Regions from separate parts of the Homo sapiens genome. Here region 1 is linked to region 2. Evidence: read pairs that join two places in POLR2A ChIA-PET (ENCODE). Cell type or tissue: A673. All regions are shown on one strand.

What was found. ChIA-PET counts read pairs that join two places held together with the same protein. Peaks named below come from ENCODE experiments on the same cell type or tissue, not always from the same donor. Only the 100,000 strongest peaks of a DNase experiment are listed, where the experiment ranks them.
Region 1: POLR2A ChIA-PET joins it to region 2 with 6 read pairs; 5 of 35 experiments call an interaction of 5 or more read pairs at or near these places.

The regions. Positions count from the first base shown.
Region 1 is chr1:19,487,676-19,490,175 of GRCh38, forward strand. It overlaps a transcript of LOC105376819 not described here. Among named protein-coding and RNA genes, the nearest start is that of CAPZB, 3.4 kb to the left of the region's middle. RefSeq lists an enhancer at 1-207. In A673, CTCF peaks have their summits at 234 and 434; no DNase peak of the experiment used is centred here; H3K27ac peaks cover 442 bases.
Region 2 is chr1:19,263,493-19,265,992 of GRCh38, forward strand. It overlaps the pseudogene AKR7L. Among named protein-coding and RNA genes, the nearest start is that of MRTO4, 13 kb to the left of the region's middle. In A673, no CTCF peak of the experiment used is centred here; no DNase peak of the experiment used is centred here.

The sequences.
Region 1 (2,500 bases), 220 kb after region 2:
ATTTGATCATATAGCTGAAGGGAAGGAGGGAGCAAGCCGTGTGGATAGCAGAGGCACAAGGAGCAGCAAGGGTAAAAACCCTGAAGGTGACAGTGCTGCATCAGCACTGGTGTGTTTTCAAGGGCCAGACAGGAGGCCAGTGTGGCTAGCCTAGGTCGAGCAGGAGCTGAAGGACAGGGCAATGACAAGATTTGACCTAGGCTTTAAAAGGATCATGAGGCTGCTGTGTTCTGAATGGACTGTAGGGGGACTAGGGCCTTAGAAAGCCATTTCTATATTGAGGACATTTATTTATTTAAAAAGCACTGATATGGCACATCCTATGTGATGAACACTGTTAAGCACCTTACAGATAATAAGCCATTTAATCCTCATGACAGAAGCCTGAAAAGGTAAGGAGCTTGCCCAAGGTCACACAGCAGAGAGATGAAGCTGGCTTAGACCAGGGTAGTAGCATTGGAGATGGCAAGAAGTAGATAGTATTCTAGGTATTTCCTGATGTATTGGTGGTAGGCATGAGAAGAAAGGAATCAAGGATGATGCTAAGATTTTTTTTTTCATATTTAAAGACTTTGTCTTCTGTTGTTTTTTGTTTTGAGACAGTGTCTCAGTTCTGTTGCCCAGACTGGAGTGCAGTGGCGCAATCATAGCTCACTGCAGCCTCAACACCCCCGGACTCAAGTGATCCTCCCACCTCAGCCCCTCCCCACCCCCGCCCTGAGTAGCTGGGACTACAGGCGTGCATCACCGTGCCAGGCTAATTTTTTTGTAGAGACTGAGTCGCACTGTATTACCCAGGCTGGTCTCGAACTCCTGGGCTTAAGCAATCCTCCCACCTCAGCCTCCTAAAGTGCTGGGATTACAGGCATGAGCCACTGCACCCGGCCAAGACTTTGTTTTTTAGAGCAGTTTTAGTTTCACAAGAAAATTGAGAGGAAGGTACAGAGACAATCCATATATACCCCCCTGCCCCACATATGCAGAGCCTCCCTGAATTGTCCCCATTCCCCACTAGTGTGGTACATCTGTTGCAAATAACCTGCATTCATACATCGTGATCACCCAATAGTTTACATTAGGGTTCACTTATACAATCTATGGGCTTGGAGAAGTGGATAATTACATCTAGCCACCGTTAGAACCATCATACGGAATATTTTCACTGCCCTAAAAATCCCCCGTGTTCCACCTCTTCATCCCCTTTCCCCCAGCTCCTGGCAACCACTGATCTTTTTACTCCATAGTTTTGCCTGATGCTAAGGTTTTTGGCTTAACACTGGAAGGATTTACCATTTATTGATCTGGGGAAGACTGTAGGAGGAGCAGGGTTTTTCTGAGGAGAGGGTTGTGGATAAGAGGGAGCAAGTTATGTTTGAGATGCCTATTGGAGATTTTTTTGTTTTTGTTTTTGAGATGGAGTCTCACTCTGTCGCCCAGGCTGGAGTGCAGTGGTGCGATCTCGGCTCACTGCAGCCTCCGTCTCCTGGATTCAAGCAATTCTCCCACCTCAGCCTCCCAAGGAGCTGGGACTGCAGGCGTGCGCCACCACGCCTGGCTGATTTTTGAATTTTTAGCAGAGACAGGATTTCACCATGTTGGCCAGGCTGGTCTTGAACTCCTGACCTCAAATGATCTGCCCGCCTTGGCCTCCCAAAGTTCTAGGATTACAGATGTGAGCCACCATGCCTGGCCTCCTACTGGAGATTTTTTATTTTATTTTATTTTTTTTGAGACGGAGTCTGGCTGTGTCGCCCAGGCTGGAGTGCAGTGGCACAATCTCGGCTCACTGCAAGCTCCGCCTCCCGGGTTCACGCCATTCTCCTGCCTCAGCCTCCCGAGTAGCTGGGACTACAGGTGCCCGCCACTACACCTGGCTAATTTTTTTTTGTATTTTTAGTAGAGATGGGGTTTCACCATGTTAGCCAAGATGGTCTTGATCTCCTGACCTCATGATCCGCCCACCTCGGCCTCCCAAAGTGCTGGGATTACAGGCGTGAGCCACCGCGCCAGGCCCCTCCTACTGGAGATTTAAATGGAGATGTCAGGTGGGCGTGGTGGCTCACACCTGTAATTCTAGCACTTTGGGGAGACAAGTGGATCACCTGAGGTCAGGAGTTCAAAACCAGCCTGGCCAACATGGTGAAACCCTGTCTCTACTAAAAATACCAAAATTAGGTGGGCATGGTGGCACATGCCTGTAATCCCAGCTACTCAGGAGGCTGAGCCAGGAGAATCACTTGAACCCAGAGGTGGAGGATGCAGTGAGCAGAGATTGCACCACTGCACTCCAGGCTGGGTAACAGAGTGATACTCCATCTCAAAAAATAAAAATAAAAATAAATAAATGGAGATATCAAATAAGTAATTAGATATGGAAGTTTGGAGTTGGGGGAAGAAGTTAGAGCTGTGATAAACTTATGAGAACTGTCAGCTAGTAAATGGCATGTAAAGATACTTGAAAGCACAGACATCTTGGTGAACTCACTTTGTGGGTGAATGT
Region 2 (2,500 bases):
TTGATATATTAAGGAATAGCGATAAAGTGTGTAGCTTTTTTTTTAATAAGAGATGGTGGTCTTGCTTTAATATCCAGGCCAAACTCCTAAGCTCAAGCAATCCTCCTATCTTGGCCTCCTAAGGCTGGAACTACAGGCCTATGACACCATGCCTGGCTAGTTTTTAAAATTTTTTTGTAGAGACAGTCTCACTGACCTGCCCAGGCTGGTCTCAAACTCCTGGGCTCAAGCGATTCACCTTTGTCTCCCAAAGTGTTGGGATTATAGGTGTGAACCACCACCCCCAGCCAAGTGTATACTTTAGACATAGTGCAGCAGTAACTGCTAGAGAAAAAGAAAGCTGCAAGAATTTCTAGAAGTTGCCTCTGAGGAATGAGACTTGGAAAGTGACAGCTTTTAACCATGGGCACATATCACTTTAATAAATTGTCCAAATTTTAAGAAATAGACTGGGTGTGGTGGCTTCCAGCTTGTATATATAAACTGTCTTCCATCCAACTCTTGGAATCAGAGTAAAGCTTTTGGAAATCCATTTTGTGAGAGAGAAAGCATCTAACTGTTGTGAATGCTATTTCAAATTCAGTTAATAAAGCTCAACATTGAGAATAGAAATTTGTTTCTGCAGTGGACATACACTTACAAATGCCATGGTAAGGACGGTGGCTCACGCCTGCAATCCCAGCACTTTGGGAGGCCGAGGCGGGTGGATCACGAGGTCAGGAGTTCAAGACCAGGCTGGCCAAGATGGTGAAACCCCGTCTCTACTAAAAATATAAAAAATGAGCCAGGTGTGGTGGCAGGCGCCTGTAGTCCCAGCTACTCGGGAGGCTGAGGCAGAGAATTGCTTGAACCCGGGAGGCAGAGGTTGCAGTGAGCCAAGATTGCACCACTGCACTCCAGCCTGGGCAACAGAGCTAGACTCCATCTCAAAAAAAAAAAAAAAAAAAAAAGCCATGGTAAAAACAGCCTTATTAAATTAAAAATCCATGCAGCAGAAATGTACTTGTTCATAAACAATTGTGGAGCCTGGCACTCTTACCTTCCTGTTGCTTCTGAAATGTATTCAGAATGGCCCAATTTGAGACACTGGTGATGCCAACCAACCCAGTCACTGGGAACAAGCAGGTCAGAAATGAAGCAAGTAGGGCAGCCCATGGCAGCCTGAAGTTTCAGGAACTCCCCTCCTCATGAATTCCCATGTGCAAAATCTATGTCACCTCCTTCTCCAGTCTTTTTTTTTTTTTTTTTTCTTTTTTGAGATGGAGTCTTGCTCTGTCGCCCAGGCTGGAGTGCAGTGGCATGATCTCAGCTCACTGCAAGCTCCACCTCCCGGATTTACGCCATCCTCCCGCGTCAGCCTCCCGGGTAGCTGGAACTACAGGCGCCCACCACCATGCCCGGCTAATTTTTTGTATTTTTAGTAGAGACGGGGTTTCACCATGTTAACTAGGATGGTCTTGATCTCCTGACCCCATAATCCGCCCGCCTCGGCCTCCCAAAGTGCTGGGATTACAGGCGTGAGCCACTGCGCCTGGCCCTTCTCCAGTCTTTTATACAGCACAGAGCAGTTTCCTTAGTTTGAGGATGAATAAATATATATTAGACGCTCTCCAGATCCAGCTCTGCTCCTTTAGGTCTTTTTGTTCCTTCTCATTTGTTTTTAAATTAACAAATACGAATTGTATATATATTTAAGGTGCTGTTTGGGAACTGTCTCTTGAAGAAGCTCTTTAGATATAAAATGGCTGAGGGAGGAGGTGGAGTGGGAAAAAAAGAAGAGAAAAAAGATATGAAATGGCTGAATTCAAGTGGACATCAACTATCTTTGAGATATAGTATCCAGAAGATTCTAATAGGTGGGATGTGGCATAGCAGAGAATGCATCCCTGATGGGGATACTCAAGAGTCTCAGCAGCTCCTGGGGCTCATCTCGACTTGACCACTCAGGACCGTTGCTCCCAGTGTTACAGTTTATTTTCCTAAGATAACCACCCCATGCTCTCAAATGCTCTTTGTACAGGTATCTTTGACTCCCCTCCCAGGACACAAGAGTGATGCTATGGACTCCTGAGGCTGGGACATAAAAGGCCACATGGCTTCTGCCTAGATTGCTTGAGATGTGCTCCCTTGGAAGCCACATGCAGAGGCCACATGTGTGCCAGTTAATGACAGCAGCTGATAAGTGAATGTCTTCAGGTGACCCTAGCCTACAGCTGCTAAATCACGCCTCAGACACCGGGGAACAGATGAGGCTTCCCCCACTGAGTTCTACCCAAACAGTGGGTTTGCCACCACCCAGCTAATTTTTGTATATTTTGTCAAGATGGGATTTCACCATGTTGCCCAGGCTGCTCTTGAACTCCTGGATTCAAGCAATCCCCTTGCCTAGGCCTCTCAGAGTTCTGGGATTTCAGGAATGAGACACCGTGCCTGGCCTGTTTTGTTTTTTAAAAACAACAGTATTGAGACATAATTCAGACACTATACAGTTGACTTACTT